Linked DNA regions of Homo sapiens: region 1 is linked to region 2. A link is a loop called in an ENCODE intact Hi-C map of the cell type or tissue named here. Cell type or tissue: endothelial cell of umbilical vein. All regions are shown on one strand. Each heading gives the region's core, and the rest is flanking DNA. Links, peaks and the distances in the headings are about the cores only. Region 1 overlaps ATG7 (autophagy related 7). Region 2 overlaps HRH1 (histamine receptor H1).

Region 1 (12,567 bases), core at 3,235-11,234, 88 kb before region 2:
CTCTACCAAAAATACAAAATTAGCTGGGTGTGGTGGCACATGCCTGTAATCCCAGCTACTTGGGAGGCTGAGGCAGGAGAACTGCAGGAGACAGAGGTTGCAGTGAACCGAGATTGTGCCATTGCACTCCAGCCTGGGCAACAAGAGCGAAACTCCATCTCAAAAAAAAAAAAAAAGAAAGAAAGAAAGAAAAGAAAGAAAGAAATAGAACCAGTAAAACAAAGAAAGCTGTAGTTGGAACACCAGGACAGTACATATATCTACCAACTCTAAGCAGTAAAAAAACTTTGAGAAGAGTAATGATGAATGGACACTAGGAATCAAAGAAAATGACTGGTCATTTAAACATTGTATTTAATGTTTAAAAGGAGTGCGGTGGTGGCTTTCTAAAATGCAATTTCATTGTAGATTGCTTAAAAGAGAACAGGCTATAAAAGGCAGAATCACCAGAGGGGAGTAACTGACTGTGTCCGTAGCAAGTTCCAGTGGGGCAGGTTAGTCTGCCACTGGATTCCTAATGGGTGGTTTGTTGTTGTTTTTCAACAGGCTGAATATGCTTTCCACATTTAAAAAGATGTTTTGGCAACAGAAATCCAATTTTGAATGAATGAAAGACTCACAACAAGGTCTTAAAAAAACTGAAAAGCAAACAGAAGGAATGAGGTGGGAATTATAATAATTATTTTTCTATATAATTGATAAGCTTCATTGATCACAAAAGACAACACATCACTGTCCCTAAAATTCCCCACTGCCTCAGTGTGGCTTGCAGCATCACATCCCCAGATAGCGCCTGACCAAGCGTTTTCCAACATTCACCATCTTGAGCACATATTTATTTATTTTTTTCTCTGAGACAGAGTCTTGCTCTGTTGCCGAGGCTGGAGTGCAGTGCCACAGTCTCGGCTCACTGCAACCTCCACCTCCTTGGTTCAAGCAATTCTCCTGCCTAAGCCTCCTGAGTAGCTGGGACTACAGGTGTGCACCACCATGCCCGGCTAATTTTTGTTTTTTAGGAGAGATGTGGTTTCACTATGTTGGCCAGGCTGGTCTCGAACTCCTGACCATGTGATCTGCCCACCCAGGCCTCCTAAAGTGCTGAGATTACAAGTGTGAGCCACTGCTCCCGGCCTTTGAGCACTTATTAAAAAATGAGGATGCCTGGGTCTCACTCCCACTTCCTGTGGAGGAAAGAAGATTCGATAAGAGAAGGGATAGTGATGGAGGCCAGGAGTCTGGAGTTTGCCTAGTGCCTCAGGTGATGCTGCTGTAGGTTTGGTGCTATTTTGAAGCCTAGGTCACTGGCACTTATTTTTGGAGGCCCCACCTCAAAATCACCTCAAATGTATTTGAATGCACCCTCAACTCCTATTAAATATTTTTTGGCTTTTAATTGTTTGAAAGAATTTTTATAATTTTGCCCAATGGAAAACAGGTGATTTGGCCAGGCTCAGTGGCTCACGCCTGTAATCCTAGTACTTTGGGAGGCCAAAGCGGGGGATCGCCTGAGGTTAGGAGTTCAGGACCAGCCTAGCCAATATGGTGAAACCCCCATCTCTACTAAAAATAAAAAAAAATTAGCCGGGTGTAGTGGAGTGCACCTGTAATCCCAGCTACTTGGGAGGCTGAGGCACGAGAATCTCTTGAACCTGGGAGGCGGAGGTTGCAGTTGCACTCCAGCCTGGGCAACAAGAGCAAAACTCCATTTCAAAAAAAAATAAAATAAAATAAAAAGAAAACAGGTGATTTGAGGATTTGAGGCACACGTGTAGAAACACTCTCACAGCCTCCTGTTGTTTCCTGGGCCTCTAATCTCTCCCTTTCCCTCTTTTCCTCTACAATGCAGCTAGCGTTTTCTTCTACTGTTGGTTTTTGAAGGCTTCCATGCTCAGCCCTCTCCTCAGTCATTCATTTTCTTTCTTTCTTTTTCTTTTTTTTTTTTTTTTTGAGACGGAGTCCTGCTCTGTCGCCCAGGCTGGAGTGCAATGGTGCAATTTCAGCTCACAGCAACCTCGGCCTCCCAGGTTCAAGCGATTCTCCTGCCTCAGCCTCCCAAGTAGCTGGGACTACAGGTGTGTGTCACCATGCCCGGCTAATGTTTTTTTTTTTCTCTCGATACGGAGTCTTGCTCTGTTGCCCAGGCTGGAGTGCAGTGGCATGATCTCGGCTCACTGAAACCTCTGCCTCCTGGGTTCACGTGATTCTCCTGCCTCAGACTCCCAAGTAGCTGGGATTACAGGCGTGAGCCACCATGCCTGGCCCTAATGTTTTGTATTTTTTAGTAGAGACAGGTTTCGCTACATTGGTCAGGCTAGTCTCAAACTCCTGACCTCAAGTGATCCGCCTGCCTTGATGTACCAAAGTGCTGGGATTACAGATGTGAGCCACCCCGCCCGGCCAGTCATTCACTTTCTTTCTTTTTTTTTTTTTTTTTGAGACAGAGTCTCATTCTGTCATCCAGGCTGGAGTGTAGTGGCACGATCTCGGCTCACTTCAACTTTCACCTCCCGGGTTCAAGTGATTCTCCTGCCTCAGCCTCTTGAGTAGCTGGGATTACAGGCATGCACCACCGCACCCGGCTAATTTTTTATATTTTTGGGAGAGATGGGGTTTCACCATGTTAGACAGGCTGGTCTCAAACTCCTGACCTCAAGCAATCTGCTCGCCTTGGCCTCCTAAAGTGCTGGGATTACAGGCGTGAGCCACCACACCCGGCCAAATCATTCACTTTCTACAACAAGTTCTGTCTGTATGCCAATGAATCTCAGGACTGTACTTCTAGCTCTAACCTCTAAACATATATTTAAGTGTCCTTTAAAGCCAGGACTTAGATTCCTCAGAATCTCAAATTCAACAAATCCAAAATTCAACATATATTTTCCCTAAATTCTGCCCCTTTCTCTGTATTTCCTAGTTTGCTTAATAGTATCACCTTAATTCAAGGAAGAAATTTCAAAGTCATCTTCAATTTTTCTCTCTCTCAACGCAATAAAGCACTAATTCCTAGAAGCTCAACCTTAAACAGTCCTCTGGAATGAGATGAAGGTTAACAGTTACTGAACACAGACCAAAACTAGGCACAGCAGCAAGGGTTGTTCAATTGAATTCAATTCTCTCAGAAGCCCTAAGGAATAGCTCCAATTTTATAGAGGAAGAAACTGAGGTTCCAAGAAGTAAGAAATTCACACAAGGAGGCTGGGTGTGGTGTGAATTCAATTCTCTCAGAAGCCCTAAGGAATAGCTCCAATTTTATAGAGGAAGAAACTGAGGTTCCAAGAAGTAAGAAATTCACACAAGGAGGCTGGGTGTGGTGGGAATTCAATTCTCTCAGAAGCCCTAAGGAATAGCTCCAATTTTATAGAGGAAGAAACTGAGGTTCCAAGAAGTAAGAAATTCACACAAGGAGGCTGGGTGTGGTGGCTCACGCCTGTAATCCTAGCACTTTGGGAGGCCAAGGCGGGCAGATCACCTGAGGTCAAGAGCTCGAGACCAGCCTGACAAACATGGTGAAACCCCATCTCTACTAAAAATACAAAAATTACCCAGGTGTGGTGGTGCACGCCTGTAATCCCAGCTATTTGGGAGGCTGACGCAGGAGAATTGTTTGAACCCAGGAGGCGGAGGTTGCAGTGAGCCAAGATGGAGATCGTGCCACTGCACTCCAGCCTGGGCAACAGAGCGAGACTCTGTCTCCAAAAAAAAAAAAAAAAGAAAGAAAGAAAGAAAAAAATAAATTCACACAAGGCTATACAGCTAGGAAAGTAGGGGAACCAGGATTCAGCTTCCAGATTCACGCCACTCTGAAGCCCATGCTCCTCATGCAACTTCATGCTTCCTGTCTAGGTCTGCCTGCCTTCTCTCCATTCCCACTGCTACGTGCCAGGCTCCATCATCTCACACCTCGGCTCTTGCAGTGATATACTCACGGGTCACTGCCTTTGGCCCATCTCCTCCAAACAAGGTGACAAACTGCCACCAGGAATGATCTGCACAGGTGGCTCCCTTGTTTAAACAAACAAACGAAAGCTTACTGGCCTTACTACACAGAGAATAAGGTGCTGCAGCCTTAGCCTGCTAGTTTCCTGATCTTCTGCATGGCTGATGTTCCTAGGAAACCTTTCCCCTCTCTACCAGGAAAAGTACTTCTCATCTCACAAGGTCCTTATGAAGCTGTCAGTAACAGTCAGTGGATATTAACAGTTCCCTTCTCAATGGTGACAGATGAACACTTCCATTAGGGCATTTACCACCATGAACTGTGCTTGCTGTTTTGATAATACTGTTAAAAACTATTTAAATAACAGCAGTAGTAATGTCATATTAGTAACTGTTCTTATTAAATGCTCATTCTGTACCAAGCACTACACTAAACAGTTTACATGTTATTCCCTTGACAACCCCAGTGGTAAGATTATGCCTACTTTACTGAAGAGAAAACTGAGACACTGGGAGCTTAAGTAACTTGCCCAGAGTCACACAGGAAGTGGTAGAGCTGAGATGATAACCCGGGTCTGCTAGCTTCAAAGCCCCTGTTCTCGTCACTATATTACACTGCCTTGAAGGAAGAAACTTCTTTTCAGGAACTTTCTACTGCCCATCAGCCTCACACATGCTAAAAAATAACCAATTATTCACAAGCTAACCTCCTCTCCAACAGTCAAAACAAAAAGGCCCTGGCCAGAGCTATCATCCAATGTGGAAGGAAATCAACACAGTTGCAGACAGTGGTACAAAAGGATTTCATCTAAAATCCTCTGTGTGACAGATCATCAAGTCCCTACATATGTCAGTCATCCACAACTTTCTCTTCAAGGACAAATGTAACTTGTTTTCATCATAATTTTGATGACCTGCTAAGGACATCAAGATGGAATTTTACCAGTGCCAGAGAATCACAAAGACAAAAAAGAAAACTCTATTCTACAGCACTTCGGTAGCTGGGTAAAAGCGACTAAGGATGACTACTTAAAAGATAACAGACATGGCCGGGTGAAGTGACTCACGCCTGTAATCCCAGCACTTTGGAGGCTGAGGTGGGTGGATCACTTGGTAAGGAGGTCAAGACCAGCCTGACCAACATGGCGAAACCCCGTCTCCACTAAAAATACAAAAATTAGCCGGGCATGGTGGTGCATGCCTATAATCCCAGCTACTCAGGAGGCTGAGGCAGGAGAACTGCTTGAACCCGGGAGGCAGAGGTTGCAGTGAGCTGAGATCGCACCATTGCACTCCAGCCTGGGCGACAAGGGTGAAACTCTATCTCAAAAAAAAAGAAGATAACAGACATTTTGTATATTAATTGCAGATAGTGGTTCCTGGTGCCTTCAAGGTTGTGCGTCTGAAGCCTAAAATAAAGTCTGCCTACCTGGGGGTGGCTGGTTCATGAGGTTGGCTGGAAGTACCAGGCAGTGACAGCTACCTGGAGGAGAAGAGGAAGGAGAAGGCCAAGATCCACTACCAAAAGTAAAAACAGGCCATGAGGCTGCAGAAACAGGTGGAAGAGAACGTGGAGAAGAAAACTGATAAATACAGAGTTCCTCAAGACCATGGGCTCCTGGTCTGAGCCCAGTAAAGACAGCTTATTCCTCATGCTTGGCCTGGCCTGCCCCTCCTCCATCACCGCGCTGGGATGTGGGGGACCCAGGCGGCAGTCCAGGTGCTGAATGAAGGCAGCCTAGGACTTAGAAAGATGGGAAAGAGGAAAGGGCCTTAGTCACTGCCTTTCTATAAAGTTATTTGAAACAATTCTAGGAGTTGTGCAGACATAATTTGCTTATGACCTACTTGTTCATGAGAGAGTTTTTAAGAACAACTAGTTACTTCTGTTTCAATATTAGCAAAAGTGAGCTGGAACACTAATTGGAGGGGAGCCCTACCCTGTGAATCAGGCATCTATTTCCTACCCGGTCTATACTATAGACTGCAGCTACCAGGATGTGAGAAAACACATGGGGACAATATGAGTTTGCTGTTGTACAAACGTTATTTATAGAAGCATAGACTGGGAAGATGTGCGACCAAAGGGGTTCCAGGTATTGCCCTTATTCCTTCCCTGTACTTTGTAAACAGAACAAATAAACTACTTTTACAGAGAGAGAAAAAAAAGGCCCAGTGCAGTGGTCCATGCCCATAATCCTAACTCTTTGGGAGGCTGAGGCAGGAGGATCGCTTGAGCCCAGGAGTTTGAGACGAGCCTGGGCAACATGGTGAGACCCCATTTCTACAAAAAAAGTTTTAAAATTTGCCGGGCATTGCAGGGCGCATCGGTAGTCCCAACAACTCGGGAAGCTGAGGTAGGAAGATAGCTCGAGCCCACCAGGAGGTTGAGGCTGCAGTGATCCATGATTGCACAAAAGTAATTTGCATAAGAGGCACATCCTTCAAATATTTTCTGACTTATTTGGCCTTAGGGAAATTCTGAACAGAATCCAAGGGCCTATTTCATAAGAGGATATAGTTGATGTTGAGCTGCTGAAACCGTTCCATGACAGGCTGAAAACAGAAAAGTCTTAAGCAACATCAGCATGATGAGGAATCTTCTGGAAATACCTAAACAGGACAATCTATGGTAAAGGTATCACTTAGGAACATACACGTCTATGTAACATCACTACAGCGCTTAAGCTGGAAGGGAAGATTTAAGAAGTAATGGTCGGAGGGGAATTTGGGGGGAAGTGAGTCATAGACAGAGTTATTCATGTGTCACTAATCTAAATCCAAACATTACCTACTTCCTGAAAAAGTAAGGCTTGCCTGTATAACCCTGGACAGTGCAAGTGAAACTTCGGCCTCTGCTTAGCTTAGAAAGATAAAGGATTGTTTCTATCACACTTCAACATTATATTCAGACACAGTCAAGGAAAGAAATTAACATAGGCATCAATGTAAGTGTGTTTCAATTTTATTTCAAACTATTTCAGGATGTGAAACATCCTGAGTTACACAAGATGGGATTGTGTCACTGCCAATTAAACAGGAAAGGTTTTGATAGGGATTCAACACTGTAATGAGCAAGAACTCTAGTGGTGTAAGAAAGCCTGCAGTAGCCAAGAAGTTCAGTCAAGATTAAACTGAAATAGCAGCGTGTGTGGTTAACCAATACAATCCCCCGGGGCTGTGTCTACCACCCAAACTTGGTGCAAATTTCAGACTTTAATGAAAATAAAACTCAGTCACACTCAGCACAAGTAGGAGCTCAGAAAATGTCACTGAATGAGTACTTACCAAAAGTTTCTGTCCACATGGATCTAAATCTTTTGTTTTTTAAGATCAAATCCCCACAGGAAATGTGCAGTGGCGGTTGCCTCCCAAGAAAGCTGCTAGGAGGTGAGGAGAGAGGAGTGTGGGGAGACTTATTTTCACTGCATGACCTTTTTTGCCTCTTAAAGTTTGTATTATGTATATAAAACAATACAGAAATAACTAAAATAATTAAAGAAAAAAGTCCTAACCCAATGGCAAGAAGACAAAGAGAGAGATAAAAGACTAGCAGCTCAACTGCTTTGGTTCCAAGAAATCATAGCTGGGAGATCCTTGAAACAAGCACCATGTCTTACTCATCTTTCTTCAGGACTGAGCACAGTGCCTGGATCATATTAAGAGCTCAGTAAAGGTTGAAATGAAATAATAGCTCTCTTTTCGCACAAAGGGCCAATGGATGGATGCTATATAGTAAGATAAATTTCAGCAGTTTAAAAATTACTAATAGCTTGAATTGTCCAAACAGGAAATAGATCAGAGAGATAATGAGTTCTCCATTAGCAGAAGTGTTCAAGCATATATTGGATGATTATTTGCCACGTAATACTGCACAAAGGATTGCTGTATCAGGCAGTCAGACAAGACCAGGGTCTGGCAAGCTTTTCCTGAAGAAGGCCAGATAGTAAATATTTTAAGGCACTGCAGGCCTCAAACAGTCTGCTGTGTATTTTATTTTTTTTACAACCCTTAAAAAAATGCAAAAACCATTCTTAGCTCCTGGACTGCACAAAAAAAGGCCTCGGGCAGGACTTGATCCACAGGCTATAGTTTGCTGACTCCTGGACTAAATGATCTTCCAAACCTGTTATCTTTTGATTCTTTGAAGGTGCCAATAGTATATTTTGTTTTGAGGAAGACTGATATTTTTGGCATAATCTTTTTAAAGGGCAGTAAAGATCAGTGAGGGCGCTGAGGGCGAAGGCCAGATTCTAAGGCCACATCTGCTGGCCTGCAATAGGCACCTTGTAATGCTGCAAATACTTCTTTATGAACTGGTAAATACAGTCTACTCAAAACATTCACACATCTCTCAGCATCATTAAGCCAAGACGAAGCTCATTTGATATTTATTAAGGCTCATAACGTTCCGGAAAGACTGCATCAGCAGCATTCTACATCTTAAGCAGGCATATGACTACACCTCTGATGGTTTCCTTATGCTTTCTCCCAGACCGCCGCTGCTGCCTTCCGACTTTTCTAGTTCTACCCCACGGCCCTGTCACTCCTCACCTCTGACTTGATGCTCCTTAGCAGCCGCTCTCAGGCCCCCATGGCCTAGAACTCACAGCCCCTCTGTCTGAAAAGTGTTCCCTGTTCTCCCTCACCTTGCTTCTGTGACTGCCTGGCATTCACAGAGCAGCTCAGAGGTGACCTGCTCAGGAAAGCCTTCTCAGAGGTGCCTCGCCTGTCTTCACTCCCCTCATACTCCTCCCCTGGCAGCTATATTTAATCACTCCTGGCTCTAAGCCACCTAGACATTTGGTATTGTTTTTCAACTCTTTGCTTACCTGTTTGCCTCCACCAAACTTGATTGTAAACTCTACAAATACAGATCCTGGCTCATATTCCTTTCAATGTCCCTAATCCCTTGTGAGTGGCTCTCAAACATTACTAGGATGAATTTTAGAAACCTTTTATCAGCCAGGCACAGTGGCTCACACCTGCATCCCAGCACTTCGGAAGGCTGAGGCAGGAGGACTGCTTGGGGGCAGGAGTTCATGACCAGCCTGGGCAACATAGCAGAACACCATTTCTAGAAAAAATTAATTTAAAAATAAAATAATAATAATAATAAAAAAAGGTTGGGTGCGGTGGCTCACACCTGCAATCCCAGCACTTTGGGGGTCTGAGGCGGGAGGATAGCTTGAGCTCAGGAGTTTGAGACCAGCCTGGGCAACATGGGCAACATTCCGTCTCTACCAAAAATATTTAAAAAGTTAGCTGGGCATGGCGGTGGCATGCGCCTGTGTTCCCAGCTACTTGGGAGACTCAGGTGGAGGATCGCTTAAGCCTGGGAGATTAAGGCTGCAGTAAGCCAAGGTGGCAAGATGGCACCACTGCACTCCAGCCCAGGTGATCGAGCCAGACCCTGTCTCAAAAAAAAAAAAAAAAAAAAAAAAAGAAAGAAAGAAAGAAAAGAAAAGACAAAAAAAAAAACACAAAACAAAAACAAGGAACTTTCTATAGATATCCTCCCGAAAAGAAACAAAAGCAAGAAATAACCCAAACTTCTATGACTATGAGAACAAACCCCAGAAGCCAATTACCACAGAATATGGAGTAAGGAATCATGAAGAACATACGACGATATGCCATATAACTTAGGTCCCTAAACCTATTATTGTTTTTTCAGGACTAAGACCTTAGCGGGCAGGAAACATGCATGCACAAATCAGTGCAAATAAAACCTTATGCAACTGCATATGAAAGTAGTCAAGAATAAATGTTTCTTTCTGAAAGCATTCTGGTAGCTACTAGTGACAATATCTGGTCATTAATATAGCATTTTAATGAAGAGATTAAAGTTAACACCAGCAGCAACGTGACAAACAGACACTGTGTGCTATCTGATAGAATGCCATGGAAAGAACACAGCATCTGTGGTGTTTGGATGAAAATACACAACCTGGATCTCATGGGAGGAAACATCAGATAAACCCAAGTTGAAAAACATTCTACAAAATGACCAGGATTATAGTCTTCAGAAGTGCCATGGTCTTAAAAGTCAAAGGGAGACAAGGAGCTGTCCCAGACTGAAAGAGACCACAAAGACGTGACAGCTGGGGACCACGTGTGATCCTGGGATGATGCTCCACTATAAAAGGACATTATTGGGACAAAAACTGAATGGGAGTCTCTGGGAGATGGATAAATAGAAGGTATCTGTCTTATTCTTGTAGAATTTCTGTAAGTTTGAAACTGTTCCAAAATAAAATAGTAAGAATAATTTTATCTTACTATTAAGATAAAAGCTGTGTGTCACACACAGCTTTATACGTTGTTCAACAGGCAAAACCAATCAACCTGACAGAAGTTAGAATGGTGATTACAGGGTGAGGTGGAGCTACTGACTTGAGAAGGCCACGAGGAAGGCTCCTGGGGAGATGGAAATATTCTGTATCTTGAGCTGGGTGGTGGTTACAAGGCATATACCTATGTAAAAAGCCACAAGCTAAACATTTGCTATCAGTGCACTTTATGTATGTTATCCATGAATAAAGAAGTAAAATAGGGCTGGGTGCAGTGGCTCACACCTGTAATCCCCACACTTTGGGAGGCTGAAGGAGGACTGCTTGAGCCCAGGAGTTCAAGACCAGCCTGGGCAACACGGTGGGCCCCCATCTCTACAAAAAATAAAAAAAAATTGCCAGGCACCTGTAGTCCCAGCTACTTGGGAGGCTGAGGTGGGAGGTGGGAGGATCACTTGAACCCAGGAGGTCGAGTCTGCAGTGAGCCGTGATTGTGCCACTGAACTCCAGCCTGCGTGACAGGGTGAGAATCTGTCACAGGAAGGAATTTAAAAAAAAAAAAAAGGCCGGGCTTTTAAAAAAAAAAAAAAAAAAAAGGTGGCTCACACCTGTAATCCTAGCACTCTGGGAGGCCGAGGTGGGCAAATCATGAGGTCAGGAGATCAAGACCATCCTGGCTAACACGGTGAAACCCCGTCTCTACTGAAAATACAAAAAAAAAATTAGCTGGGCATGGTGGCGGGCGCCTATAGTCCCAACTACTTGGGAGGCTGAGGCAGGAGAATGGCGTGAACCCGGGAGGCGGAGCTTGCAGTGAGCCAAGATTGCGCACCTGCACTCCAGCCTGGGCGACAGAGCAAGACTCCGTCTCAAAAAAAAAAAAAAAGGCCAGGCACAGTGGCTCACACTTGTAATCCTAGCACTTTGGGAGGCCAAAGCAGGATGATCACTTGAGCCCAGACAAGACCACTCTAGGCAACATAGTAAGATATCATCTCCACAAATAATTTTAAAAAATTATTATGGAGTGGTGGTGCACGCCTGTGGTCCCGACTACTCAGGAGGCTGAGACAGGAGGATCGCCTGAGCCCAGGCAATCCAAGCTGCAGTGAGCCATGACTGCACCACTGTATTCCAGCCTGGGCAACAGAGCAAGACCCCGTCTCAAAAAATAAAATAAAATAAAAAAGTAGAACAAAACCCCTATCTTTAAACCATACCAGTCCTACGAAGAGAACCTTCATTTATTCATCCAACAGTTAACAGATGACCTACTTAAATTTAGCTTTGGTAAAAAGCAATTCATTACTCTAAATAAGTAGCCTAAATGAGAAATCATTTCCATAAAGTTTTCTGGCATTTTGTGACTAAAGAAGCTAAGGATGGAATTATTTTGGCTTGGCTGCTTATAGAATTAATTGAAGCAGGAGTGCTTCCTGGAGTGAGACCGCCCAACCATTCTCCCTCTAGGATTGGACACAGCAAATAATCAAGCCAGTATAGGATTTTTTAAAATGAAGAAGTGTAGGATATTTTTTAATGAAGAAATACAGGATTTTTTAAATGAAGAAGTAATTCACTTTAAAGTGAAGAAGTAATTGTAGAAAATAAAAAACAGAGGGAGAGAAAAAAACAAAAACAAAAAGAACCTGTCTTTAGGGGAAGCTAGACACACAGGCCTCTAGTTTCCATAAACCAGCCTGACAATGCTAAAAATTATCACACTCTGATTTTTCTGTGTGTTTTAGTTTTTTGTCTGTTTGCTTTAGGAGAGCAGGGGAGTTTTTTTGGTTTGTTTTTCTTTGAGACAGAGTCTCGTTCTGTCGTCCAGGCTGGAGTGCAATGGCGTGATCTCGGCTCACTGCAACCTCCGTCTACCGGGTTCAAGCGATTCTCCTGCCTTGGCCTCCCACATAGCTGGGATTACAGGCATGCGCCACCATGCCCAGCTAATATTTGTATTTTTAGTAGGGTTTTGCTTTGTTGGCCAGGCTGGTCTCAAACTCCTGACCCCAGGTGATCCACCTGCCTTGGCCTCCCAAAGTGCTAGGATTACTAGGCGTGAGCCACCATGTCCACCACAAGCAGGAGAGTTTTTAATGGTTCAGGGAAAGGATGCTAAAAGGAGAGGTAATGTAATGCAGTCAGGAATCAGGTCTTTATACAGATGAACCCGAGTGTGGATTCCACCTCCACCTCCTATTGGCTGAGAAGCCTAGGGCAGGTTAGGGCAGGTTCCTTCACCCCCCTGCACCTGGATTTACTCAGGTGTAAGATAAGGACAGGTATAACTACTCTAGAACTTGCTGGGAGGGCTAAATGTTTGTGAGGTGCTTGC
Region 2 (12,567 bases), core at 2,221-10,220:
TCAGGGCTGAGCATGACCTGGCTTCTGTCTACCTTTCCCGCCTTCCCCTCCCACTGCTGCCCCCTGCCCACCATCAACCCTCAGACCCCAAACTTCAATATACCCCAGTATCTCACACCTCCATGCCACTGCACCTGCTGTGCCCTCCCTGAAGCCCATTCCACTGCAAACCTCCAGAGACTTCCATCCGTCCTTCAACTCTCAGACCGAGTGTGCCCTTCTCTGTAATCCCTCCTTCCTTGACTCCACCCCGATAAGACAAAAGCCCTCCTCAGACCTCCCCACACTCCTCCTCCAGCTTCCCCCTCCTCAGCTCTCCCACCCTATTCCGTCATTGACTTTCCCTTGTCTGTCCCTTTCCACAGGTCCTTGTGCCCTTCGAGGGTGCAGACGGTGGTCTCTGCATCTCCTTTGCTCCACGTGCCAGGCACAGGTGCCTGGGAACTACAGAAGAGGTTGAATAGAAGGCTTAACAATGAGTTTGGAAGTCAGGCACAGAGGGTTTGACTTCCGGGGGCACCCCTTGCCAGCTGTATGACCCTGGCAAGTCACTCTTCCTTTCTGCGCCTTGGTCCCTGCATCTATAAATTGCTGTAAGGATGAAATTACATAATTATAGGTAAAGCACCTGGCACAGTGAACAGTCCACAAATCTTAGCTATAATAACAATGACGTCAGTTAAGTAACTCACTTAGAAACAACACTGGCCACTGAAGTGGAGGGCCAGTGAAGTGGAGTCAAGTGCTGGGAGGAAGTCCAGGCCAGCAGGCCAACTTTGGTATACAAAGATGTGAAAACACGCTTGGCGTGGTGGCTCACGCCTGTAATCCCAGCACTTCGGAAGGCCGAAGCAGGCAGATCACCTGAGGTCAGGAGTTCCAGACCAGCCTGGCCAAGATGGCGAAACTCTGTCTCTACTAAAAATATAAAAATTAGCCAGGCGTGTTGGCGTGTGCCTGTAGTCCCGGCTACTCCTCGGGAGGCTGAGGCAGGAGAATCACTTGAACCTGGGAGGCAGAAGTTGCAGTGGGCCGAGATTGCACCATTGCACTCCAGCCTGGGTGACAGAGCAAGACCCTGTCTCAAAACAAAAAAACAAAGATGTGAAAACAGCCAACCACCAGGTGGCAATCCATGCAAGAGCCCAGCTGCCGGGTGTGCCCCAGCTTCAAGCCAGACAGACCTCAGACATCCAGGGCCTGGGGAAGGTCCAGCCCCAAATGGCAGCCATCTGATAGCAGCAAAAGAAAACCTGTGGGCCAGGCGCGGTGGCTCACGCCTGTAATCTCAGCACTTTGGGAGGCCGCGGCGGGCGGATCACGAGGTCAGGAGTTCAAGACCAGCTTGGCCAATATGGTGAAACCCCATCTCTACTAAAAATACAAAAATTAACTGGGTGTGGTGGCGCATGCCTGTAGTCCCAGCTACTCAAGAGGCTGAGGCAGAAGAATCACTTGAATCTGGGAGGCGGAGGTTACAGTGAGCCGAGATAGTGCCGCTGCACTCCAGCCTGGGCAACAGAACGAGACTGTCTCAAAAAAAAAAAAAAAGAAAACCTGTGAACCTGGGGGCTGGGGAACAGAGCTCTTGCCCATGCGAAACATGGGGTGCTGGGAGAGCTCATGAAAATGTACATCATTCATGTGCCATGCGCTTGCTGAGTACTTCCCATGCATAATTCAATTTCAGCCTCATGGCAGCCTTTCTCAGTTGATGTTGTTATCCCAGTTCAGAGAGGAGTAAACTGAGGCCCAGAGAAGTTAAAAAACTTGCCCAAGGACATACAGCTAGTGAGTGGTGGAGCTGGGATTTGAACCCAGGCAGTCTGTTTCCAGAGAACTGCTTCAGGCCCTCCTGCCCCTATCAAGAGGCCAGGGCAGGGCAGAGCCTACAGGTGGGACTCCAGGGGTCCAGAGCTGGATGATCTACACACAGGGGATCACATGATGCAAGCAGTTTCCGTACAATGCGTTCTATTTAGGGTGGGTTGTCCTTCTCCAGAAGGAAGAATTTCTCCCTGGAGACTGGCCAGATGCAGCCTGGTGGGTGGCAGTGCATACATTCCCATCTCCTCAGACCTACCTACCAAGAACAGCCGCGCTGATGAGAGTCCTGTGTCACTGGCGAAATTGCTTCCAAATTGCCTTCTTCATTAACTGTGCAAATTTGCATCTTAATTAGGCTTAATGGAATACAATTACCAGACCCCACGTTTCTCTCTCTGATTTCAAGCAAGGATGCCACAGAGACAGGCCAGAAGCCAAAAACGTGGGGCTGGAGGGAGCCTGGTTGGGCTCTCCCTGCAGGAAACCTCGCATCTGGGAAAGGAGGGGCCAGGCGCTACCCAGCGGGGACTGCACCTGGTACATCCAGGCTCCTGAACTGAGGAGACCATGGGATTTGGAATCAAGCTTTGGGAAGCCTGCCTCTGCCTCTGACCAGTGGAGGACTGACCCTTTCTGAGCCTCTGTTTTCTCATTTGTAAATTGGAGATGGTGATAACATTTACTATGGGGTAGCTGCAGGGATCAAAGGTGATCGCGTGTGTGTTAGCACCTGGTAAAGCACCTAACACGTAGTTTGTTCTCTTTCTCCATGCCCTCCCTTTTTGAGGCCTACAAGGTTGTGCAGAGCTGATCCCGGCCTTCCCCTTCGGTGATTCAGTGAGCGTCAGCTTATTTCATCCTCCCTTCCATGCTCTGGCCATACACACTTCTGAGTCCTGGGAAGGCTCTAAGCTCCTTCCTGTCTTGTGAGCTTTTCAAGTGCTATTCCCTCTGCTTGGAACACCTGACCCCTGGTTAGTACCTACTCATCCTTCCAATCTCAGCTCAAACAGCACTGTCTCCAGGAAGCCTTCCCTAGCCCCAGAATAAACTCTCCTAACATCATTTATCTATGGGATTATTTAATATGTGTCCCTCTCTCTCCCACAGACAGTAAGCTCCATGAGTGCAGAGAACACTTCTATTGTGTTCTCTGTTGCATCTCCAGCTCCTGGTTCAGGGCTTATCACATAGTAGGTCCCATTCATGTCTGTTTAATGGATGGATATGAACATCCCACTGAGCCTCAGCGAATGTCAAGTGGGAGCCATAATCTCATCCTTATGGTGCTGTGAAATCATTAAATGATTTTTGGCACACAGTAGGTGTTTGACGAATGAGATACCTATTCTCCCATTCCTTTCAATTAAGGAAAAGTTAGAAGCAGGCATATAGGTAGCTTAAAGGACAGCATGTTCATGGATAGGAACCCCCAATATTGTCTAGATGTCAGTTTTTACCAACTTGATTTATAGATTTAATGCAACCCCAATCAAAATTCCAGCAAGTTATTTTGTGGATATAAGCAAACTGATTATGAAGTTTATATGGAGAGCAAAAGACCCAGAATAACCAACACAATATTGAGGGAGAAGAGCAAAGTTGGCAGACTGACACTACCCAACTTTAAGACTTACTATAAAGCTACAGTAATTAATATGGTATTGGTGAAACAATAAACAGAGTAATGGAACAGAATCCAGAATCCAGAGATAAATCGACATAAATACAGTCAAGTTGTTTTTGACAAAAGGGCAAAGTCAATACAATGGAGAAAAATTCTTTTCAGCAAATGGTGCTGGAACAACTGGACATCCACATGCAAAAAAGTACATCTAGATACAGACCTTACACCCTTCAGACAAAGTAACTCAAAATGGACCATAAGCCTAAGCATAAAACCAAAATTATAAAACTCCTAGAAGATAACACAGGAGAAAACCTGGATGACCTTGGGTTGGCAATGACTTTTTAGATACAATACCAAAGGCATGCTCCTTGAAAGAAATAATTAATTGAGAAGCCAGAAGGCAAAATGGTACAGCCATTTTGGAAGACAGTTTGGCCGTTTCTCACAAAACTAAATATACTCTTACCATACCATGCAGCAATTATACTCCTTGGTGTTTACCCAAGACTTGAAAACTTGTGTCTACACAAAAATCTGCACGAGTGTTTAAAGCAGCTTTATTTTTATTTATAATTGCCAAAGCTTGGAGGCAAGTAAGATGTCCTTTGGTAAGTGAATGGGTAAACTATGGTTCATCCAGATAATGAGATACTATTCAATGTTAAAAATAAATAAGCTATCAAGCCATGGGGAGAGATGGAGGAAACTGACATGCATACTATTAAGTGAAAGAAGCCCATCTGAAAACGCTACGTACTATATGGTTCCAACTGTATGACGTCCTGGAAAAGGCAAAACTTTGGAAACAGTAAAAAGATCAATGGTTAGCAGGATTTGGGCAGGGGAAGGGATGAATAGGCAGATCACAGATGATTTTTAGGAGAGTAAAAAATGCACGGTATTAGAATGATGGATACATATTATCCATTTGTCCAAACCCACAGAAAGTGCAACATCAAGAGGGAGCCCTCATGGAAACTGTGGCTCTGGGTGACAATGATGTGTCATGTAGGCTCATCCGTGGTAACAAATGCACCACTCTGTGGGGATGTTGACAGTGCAGGGGACTGTGCATATGTGAGGACAGAGGGTACATGTAAATCTCTATATCTTCAGCAGAATTTTGCTGTGACCCTAAGACTGCTTGAAGAAAAATAAAGTCTTCGTTAAAACAAAACAAAACATCTTGGCTAGGGGATGGAGGAGGGTGGGGGCCAGGAGGTCAATACCACATAGGGTCAGGATGCTAAAAGCTGGAAGAAGTCTTAGAAATCATCTAGTTAAAGTGGCTCCCAAACAAAGGTTCCCTTTATTTTTAATTAATTATTTATTTATTTATTTATTTATTTATTTATTGAGATGGAGTCTTGCTCTGTCACCCAGGCTGGAGTGCAGTGGTGTGATCTTGGCTCACTGCAACCTCTGCCTCTTGGGTTCAAGTGATTCTCCTGCCTCAGCCTCCCGAGTAGCTGGGATTACAAGGCGCTCACCACCACACCGGGCCAATTTTTGTATTTTTAGTAGAGACAGGGTTTCGCCATGTTGGCCAGGCTGGTCATGAACTCCTGACCTCACATGATCTGCCCCCCTTGGCCTCCCAAAGTGTTGGGATTACAGGCGTGAGCTACAGCGGCCAGCCTCAAAGTTTCCTTTTAATCTTTCCTTTTATTAGAAATTAGAAATAATTTTATCTACCGCAAAACTCAACCGTATGTATTAAGGAAGAATCCATTTTCCCCACCTCTGAATTACCCCAAGACCTCCAGCTCTTCAGTCCTGGTGCCTGCCCCGGTGAGGGGGGAGTATGTGGAGACAGCCAGCCCAGGCAATTTGGCAAAACAAGAGACTGCCCAACACTGCCACAGGCCTGGGCGGCAGACAAATGATTTCCTTTAACTTCTCGGAAAAGTTAACAATAGCCTGGACTTCACAGAGAGGGGCAAGGTCCCCGCTTTTATTTTTCCCAGCTGGACATGCTTCCTGTGAGCAACTCAGCAGGCACTTGGCAAGGCCCAGACAGGCTAGCTTTCTTCCTGGGCATGTCCCCCTTGAGGGTGTGGCAACAGCCCTGGTGACACCTGGAATTTTCAGACAGCCCTTCTCCGACTAGTCTAAGGATATGCTGTTTTTTCAGCCTGTTTCTTGGAACCCCATGTTTAACCTCAGGTCCTTATGAACCTCTGCAGAGGTTTCCCTCACTCTGATCCCCACTGTTAGGCACACACCCCAAAGCATCCAGGACACAGTGACTTCCTCTTAGCTCCTCTCCCTCATGTCTTTCTCTGCCCCTCCCACTGCCCTCTACCGTCCCCCAAGTCTAGTCTCTCTGCTTTGCTCTGGTTGCACCATTACTCACCATCCCATAATACCCCGTGCCCTTTCAGACTTTGGAGCTTGTGCACATGCTGTCCCCTTTGCCTATGAAAGGGCTTCCTCCATCTGAGCACCTGGCAAACTTCCATACAAGCAGGGCAAGTCAAATCCTTCTCCTGCACATCAGAGGCTTGCCTCTGTCAGCCCCTCTCTGGCCGTAGGGCAATTGGTTTATGTGCACTCTGCTTCCCCTTCTAGACTGAGGGGATCCTCTGAGAAAGATGGCATGTTTCCTCTGTTTGAGCTCCAGTTTGGACAGGGCCAGTAAGCAGCAGCGGGCCTCTGGATACCTTTCTCTAGCGAATCCACTGATAGATCCCCGAAAACTGCACACAGCATTTTGAGGGCAGGGGCATCTTTCTGAGGAGAGGCCCTCAAAGGGATCTATTCCCCCTTAAAAAACAAAGAATTCTACTCTAGACCCTCAGCATCTTAATGGAAGGGGATATGTCTAATCTTTTCCTCTATTTCACAGCTCTGCACATAGTAGGCCATTACTATAAAATGATATTAAGTCATGGAGTTTTTTTGAGCTGGTGATCTAGTCCAGCCTTCCCATTTCCCAGATGAAGGAGCTGAGCCCCAGAGCAGGGAAATGCCTTACTCATTTGTAAGCCAAATGGAATGATCAGGGGAAATGACTTTCTGCGTAAGGGTTAGGTAATGGTCATATATTAATATTAATTTCCTCACCCTTCCATGTATTCCCTAATCAGTTTTCAAGTTTCTACTCTGTGCGAGGTATAAGTGTGGGGATGCAGAAATGAACAGCACATAGTTCCTGCTCTTGGAGAGCTCACAAGCTGCAGGAAGAGATGAATGCCTGGATCATGGAGAAGCTAGACAGAGGAGGGAGGAATGATTTCCTGGCCTGGCCTCTAGGAAGCTTTGTGGAGAAGTGGCATCCAAGCTGTGCACAAAGGATGTCCCAGGCTCTTCAACGGCAGAGCTGAGCCCATGTCCCTGCTGTATTCTCCAAACAGTCACAGACCATATGGTCTCTCTATGGCATAGAGTAGTCATTAGGATGATCTAGGCTGTGAGTAACAGAAAACCCCAACTCACTTGGCTTATGTAATAAGGAAATGTATACTCCCTCTAATGAGAAGTCCCAAGTTAGGGCAGCTCCAGGGCTGGTTAGTTTCACACCTTAAAGACATCATCAGGGACTCCTATCCTTTCCATCTTTGGTTCTGCCATTCTCTGCATCTGTCAGTCGTGTCCTCAAACCAGATTGCCTCCTGGTTGCAAGATGGCTGCCACAGCCCCGGAGGTCACACCCAGACACAACAATATCCAAGGATCTTTCTCTCTGCATCTCTTTCTTAAGATCAAGGAGAATTTTTCTAGAGGCACCTGGACCCCAGCCTCACCAACCTCCCACATGTGTCATGTCCACTACTGAACAAATCACCAGCAACAGGATTAGGTTTCCCATGATGGGCTGAGCTGAGAATGGGGTCACCTTCTCTGAAGGGTAGTTACCTGAACAAGATGAAGCTTCTATTAACCAGGAGGCAGGGGAATGGCTGCCAACTGTGACTATCATATGAACCAACCCAAATGACCATTTCTCAGGTTCCTCATCTGGGGAGCACCTGAAATGGAGCCAGCAACGTGGTCAACTGTACATCTCTTCAGCCAAGCATGCTCTTAGATCCATCAACAGCAGGCGACAAATATGCCTGGGTCCCTAATGTGTGCTGGGCTCTGGGCCAGGTGCTGGGAGGACTAGGAGGGGCCAGAGAGGCACAGTCCTCTGCCTAGGAGGGGAACAGATAGGCAGGCAGGCAATTACAACATGCAGGACAGGTGTTGCAGCAGGGAAGTGGGGACTGTGAGAGCACTGGGGAGGCAGCTCACTGCCCAGGACAGGAAGGATGTGTGCAGGAAAGGCTTCCTGGAGGAGGCATTGTCAAAATCAGGGCCTGAGGGGAGAATGGGCATTAGCCAGGCAAGGAGATAGTGGGACACTGCAGGCAGAGGGAACAGCATGCGAAAAGGCCCTGAGGTGAGGGCAAATAAGGCAGCTCCCGGGACTGGCAGTGTGCTTCATAAGTAAGCACTAGACTCTAAGGAGAGTTGCTCAAATCCTGGGGTCACCACTAATGGAAAATACAACCACAGGCAAGCTGCTTAACCTCTCTATCCCTGAACTATTTCACCTATAATATAGAGATTACAAGCTTGTAATCCCAGCACTTTGGGAGGCTGAGTCCAGGAGTTCAAGACCAGCCTCCAGGAGTTCAAGACCAGCCTGGCCAACACGGTGAAACCCTCTGCTAAAAATATAAAAATTAGCCACATGTGGTGGAATGCACCTGTAATTCTAGCAACTTGGGAGGATGAGGTATGAGAGTTGCTTGAACCTGGGGGGCAGAGGCTGCAATGAACTGAGATAGTGTCACTGCACTCCAGCCTGACTGATGGAGTGAGACTCTGTCTCAAAAAAAAAAAAATGTGTGTGTGTGTGTGTGTGTGTGTATAAAGAGAGAGAGAGTTTACAATACACAGGGTGGTGTGGGGTTCAAAAAAGTTCACATCTATGAAGTTTTCACCACAGTGTACATTCTTAACTATTGTAATTATCTTCTTATGGTTATTATGAAGATTATCAGCTCAAACAGTCCGCCCATTTTTTTTTTTTTTTTCAGATAGGGTCTCACTCTGTCACTCAGGCTGGAGTGCAGTGATGCAATCATAGCTCACTGTAACCTCGAACTCCTGGGCTCAAGCGATCCTCCTGCCTTGGTCTCCCAAAGCACTGGGATTATGGGAGTGAACTACCGTGCCCAGTCTCTGTCAGGCATTTTGACAGGAAGTCCTCACTCTCCTTTTTCCATCTCAGAGAATGGCACTACCATTTACCTGCACCTCTAATCCAGAAACCAGGCAAAAACAGACATTCAATGAACAGCAGCGATTATTATAATAATAAGAGCTGGGTCTCTCAGTCATTCATTTGCTACTGTCATCTTGTCCCTTCGTTAAATAAAATCCTGGCAGCAGGAAAAATGGAAATGATACAGATCAGAGGGAGAGAATGTTAAGAGCGTCGGGAATTGGAATGTGGGGGGATGGGGGATGGAAGCTGGTTTGGATGTGACTTTGTGGGGAAGGGCAGACACTCAGGGGAATGAGCAGGCACCGTGGGCCTGAACTCCTCGGCGGGCAAGGTAGGGGATGTCCCAGGACAGGACACATGAGGATGCAAACAGCAAACTGCAGCTGTTAGAACCTCACAGCCTTGCAGATGCGGAGCCTGAAGCTTCCACTACCCCCATGCTAAAGCTAGTGAAAGGAGGTAGATGACTGAGGGTACTGGCGAGTAATGAGGGCCCAGGGAGAACCAGGCAACTGAGGCTTCAGCTAAACAGTAGAATAAATGATGCCGAACAACAAGCAGAGTCGAGCGCAGCCTCCGCATTTCCCAGGCAGGGAATGAGATTGGAGTTGAGAGACACACCTCCAATTACCAGCTAATAAAAGGCAGAGCAGGAATTCCCAATCACAGACCTGCCAAATGTGGTCTTTCCTCAGTTCCCAAGAGTTAATGCTGGAGGGTTACAAACAGTGTAGACAGCAGAGGAGCCTGCAATGAGCTGTTTTTTTCCTTCAATTAGTTTTATGGATGTATGTCCTGACCCCAGAATGTAATCATTTACTGTAATACTTTTAAAAGATGGTCTTTAAAAGGCATGTTTACAGCGATGACCAGTGATTACAATTGTGAAGTCATACTTTCCAGAAATGATTACTAAATTGGATTGCATTACTTTATCTACTTTTTATTGAATTCATTGAGTGGCCACTATAAACATCCAAATTGGCACTGAGGTCATTTTCAGATTAATGTGCCTTTCCCAGACAGTACCTTTTGTTCAAAACAAAGTAATTTATAGAGCATCCTACAATATAAAAGGCTCCGTATGGCCCCTTTTCTGGGGGATAATTTTAGGGGAAGAAATATCTTTGCCTATAGATGCCAGGCCCTGTACCAGGCACTGAAGTTATAAAGTTGGGCAAAACATCCAGGGTGCCAGCCCTCAGGAAGCTCACAGCCCAGGAGAGAAGTCAAACACAAAGAAGCAATTATAAATCGAAAGAAATCAAGGGAAGTTATAGGAACATAAAAAAGGGTCTCCTAACCCAATGCTGCTCAGATTTAACATGCTCATGAATCACCGGGGGATCTTGTTATATTTCAGATTCCAGTTGAATATGGCTGGGCCAGCCTGAGATTCTGCTTTTTTTTTTTTTTTTGAGATGGAGTCTCGCTCTGTAGCCCAGGCTAGAGTGCAGTGGCGCGATCTCAGCTCACTACAAGCTCCGCCTCCTGAGTTCACGCCACTCTCCTGCCTCAGCCTCCTGAGTAGCTGGGACTACAGGCGCCCACCACCATGCCCAGCTAATTTTTTTTTTTTTTTTTTTTTTGTATTTTTAGTAGAGACGGGGTTTCACCATGTTAGCCAGGATGGTCTCGATCTCCCGACCTCGTGATCTGACCACCTCGGCCTCCCAAAGTGCTGGGATTACAGGCGTGAGCTACCGTGCCCGGACGAGATTCTGCATTTTTAACAAGCTGCCAGGTGATCCTGATGCTGCTAGTCCATGGATCACACTTTAGCTGAACAGCTACATATGACTGGGGATATAATACCCTGTGACAGCATCATACACAGTTTCCAAAAGGGCAGCTTCTCAAATATTTTATATGGGCTGAAGGGCTCTGAGAGATGACTCAACAAAGGGCGCAAGCATTAAGTTTCACCATCAGTATAGGGCAACTCCCATGTGCTAGGTGAGTAAACAGGCATGTCCCTATCATAATGGAGTGAGCAGTTGAAGAGGAGTAGATGAGTAAAAATCAAGGAGAATTGCTTGAACCTGGGAGGCAGAGGTTGCAGTGAGCCAAGATCACGCCACTGCACTCCAGCCTGGGCTACAAGAGCAAAGCTGTCTCAAAAGAAAAAAAAAATCAAGGAATCACACGGACAAATGTAACAGTGTGTTTGTGGCAAATGTGAGGAATGTCTGTAAGATGGGGATGTGACCTGCTTAGGGAGGCTGAAGAGGGAGGAAAGGGTGCTCCAGGATGAAGGAATGGCACAAGCAAAGCCCCGGCTGAGGAGCCGGGCAACTGCAGTGAGGCTGCTGCGCAGGGCCAGGGAGGGATGAGGCTGGAGACTTAGGCAGAGGCTGGATCATGCAAGATCGTGTGGAGAGTTCTGCCTCCAGCCTAAGAACACCAGGGGCACCGAGGAGCTTTAAGAGGGAGGAGGGAATACAGCCAGATTTACATTTTGAAGAGATCACTCTGGCTGCAGGAAAGAGAATGGACTTGGCGGGGCCAGAGTGCGGAGTCCCTTCCCTGGGAGGGTGGAGCTAGGCTTGAGACAGAAAGCATTTTAGTCTCTTCCTGGGGGGCATAAAACTCGAAAGCTGTTGCTGGCTGCTTTCTGCCACAGGATGCTGGAAACAGTGACAGACAGTCTGCTAAGAACAGAATGAATCAGACACACAGGAAGTAACTGGAAGAGAGACAGCGTGTTTGGGGTGGGGACAAGCATGGGATGGGGGGTGGTCTGCACATTTCAGCCCCTGGTTCCAGCCCTTCCTGAAGCTCATCTGCAGCTCTGCCTTGATTTCTTTGGGACGGCTTTGTATCCCTATGAGGAGCTCCTTGAGGTGGTTTATGTCCCTGGCAACCCAGAGAGTCCTGGATAACGCACCTGAATTGAGGCTTTCAAAAGGGCAAGAAGCAGGACACCAGGAAGAGATTATCCAGATAGCTCATTTCATCCAATACTGTCATGAGAGTCACTTGGTTCTGCTGAATACACGTAGACCCTCGAGCTTCAGCACAGCCACACCAGGTCATTCCCACTCTGTACGCTGAAGTGGAGGGAACTTCCAGTGGTGGGGGATTGAGGAACCACATGGCAGATATGCCTCAATGTGGTGCCAGCTGGAAGCACAGTTGGCTTTCAAGGCCAGCAGCTGGGACTGTCCACCTAGCCCCAGGCACAGCTGTTTATGGTTTCTCCTCACGTTGGCAGTTTGAGTTTGATTTACAAGGGTCTAAGAGGAAACTGAATCTTTTCAAAAGGAAAACAACTTTGCAGAAGCTGCCTGTTTTCCAAGGAACCACTTTTGACGATGTTTTGCTCCTCTTGGTTACAGGTAACAAGAGGATTCAGAATCTGAGAGATACTGCTTAAAAGGAAAATGTCCTGGAGGGATGCCAAACTGCACTCTCAAAGGTTTCGGCTGGATGTGTGATATTGATGGGGAAACCCATTTCAGTGTCTCTAAGAAGGGGGTAGTGCTCCTCTTTCCAGGATGTCTCTGGGGAATCTAGAGCACCCCAAAGTGTGGTATGCATAGAAACATTGGTAAGCACAGTGATGATGTTTTCGGTATCTCACAAAGAAGCTGTTGTTTTAAGGATTATGCATCAATTTTAAGGCGTATTAGAAAAAAAATATCAAACTGGCAATTTCACAGCTTTTAATGCTCAGGATGAGGCTTAAATTAAAAACTGAGCTGACTTTATTCATTTATTTATTTTTTGAGACAGAGTCGCGCTCTGTCGCCCCAGCTGGAGTGCAATGACACAATCTCAGCTCACTGCAACCTCTGCCTTCTGGGTTCAAGCAATTCTCCTTCCTTGGCCTCCCAAGTAGCTGGGATTACAGGTGCACGCCACCATGTCCAGCTAATTGTTTGTATTTTTA

What was found. Hi-C counts contacts between places; a loop is a spot of excess contacts. Peaks named below come from ENCODE experiments on the same cell type or tissue, not always from the same donor. Only the 100,000 strongest peaks of a DNase experiment are listed, where the experiment ranks them.
Region 1: a loop joins it to region 2, with 6 times the contacts of the local background. A loop is called at or near these places in 3 of 110 quality-filtered maps.

What each region holds. Positions count from the first base shown.
Region 1 is chr3:11,283,398-11,295,964 of GRCh38, reverse strand. All of the region lies in intron 3 of ATG7 (autophagy related 7), which reads right to left. It also overlaps the pseudogene RPL13AP27. Among named protein-coding and RNA genes, the nearest start is that of ATG7, 17 kb to the right of the region's middle. RefSeq lists enhancers at 4,554-4,683, 6,188-7,387 and silencers at 5,879-5,928, 9,206-9,338. In endothelial cell of umbilical vein, for the core only: no CTCF peak of the experiment used is centred there; DNase peaks (open chromatin) are centred at 6,764 and 7,634; H3K27ac peaks cover 4,084 bases.
Region 2 is chr3:11,194,651-11,207,217 of GRCh38, reverse strand. The region is part of intron 1 of HRH1 (histamine receptor H1); the gene reads right to left. It overlaps LOC102723663 (a long non-coding RNA gene), which reads left to right. Exons shown (of 4, transcript XR_001740596.2): 3 at 12,014-12,225. Among named protein-coding and RNA genes, the nearest start is that of HRH1, 46 kb to the right of the region's middle. In endothelial cell of umbilical vein, for the core only: no CTCF peak of the experiment used is centred there; DNase peaks (open chromatin) are centred at 5,387, 5,777, 6,427 and 9,447; H3K27ac peaks cover 6,695 bases.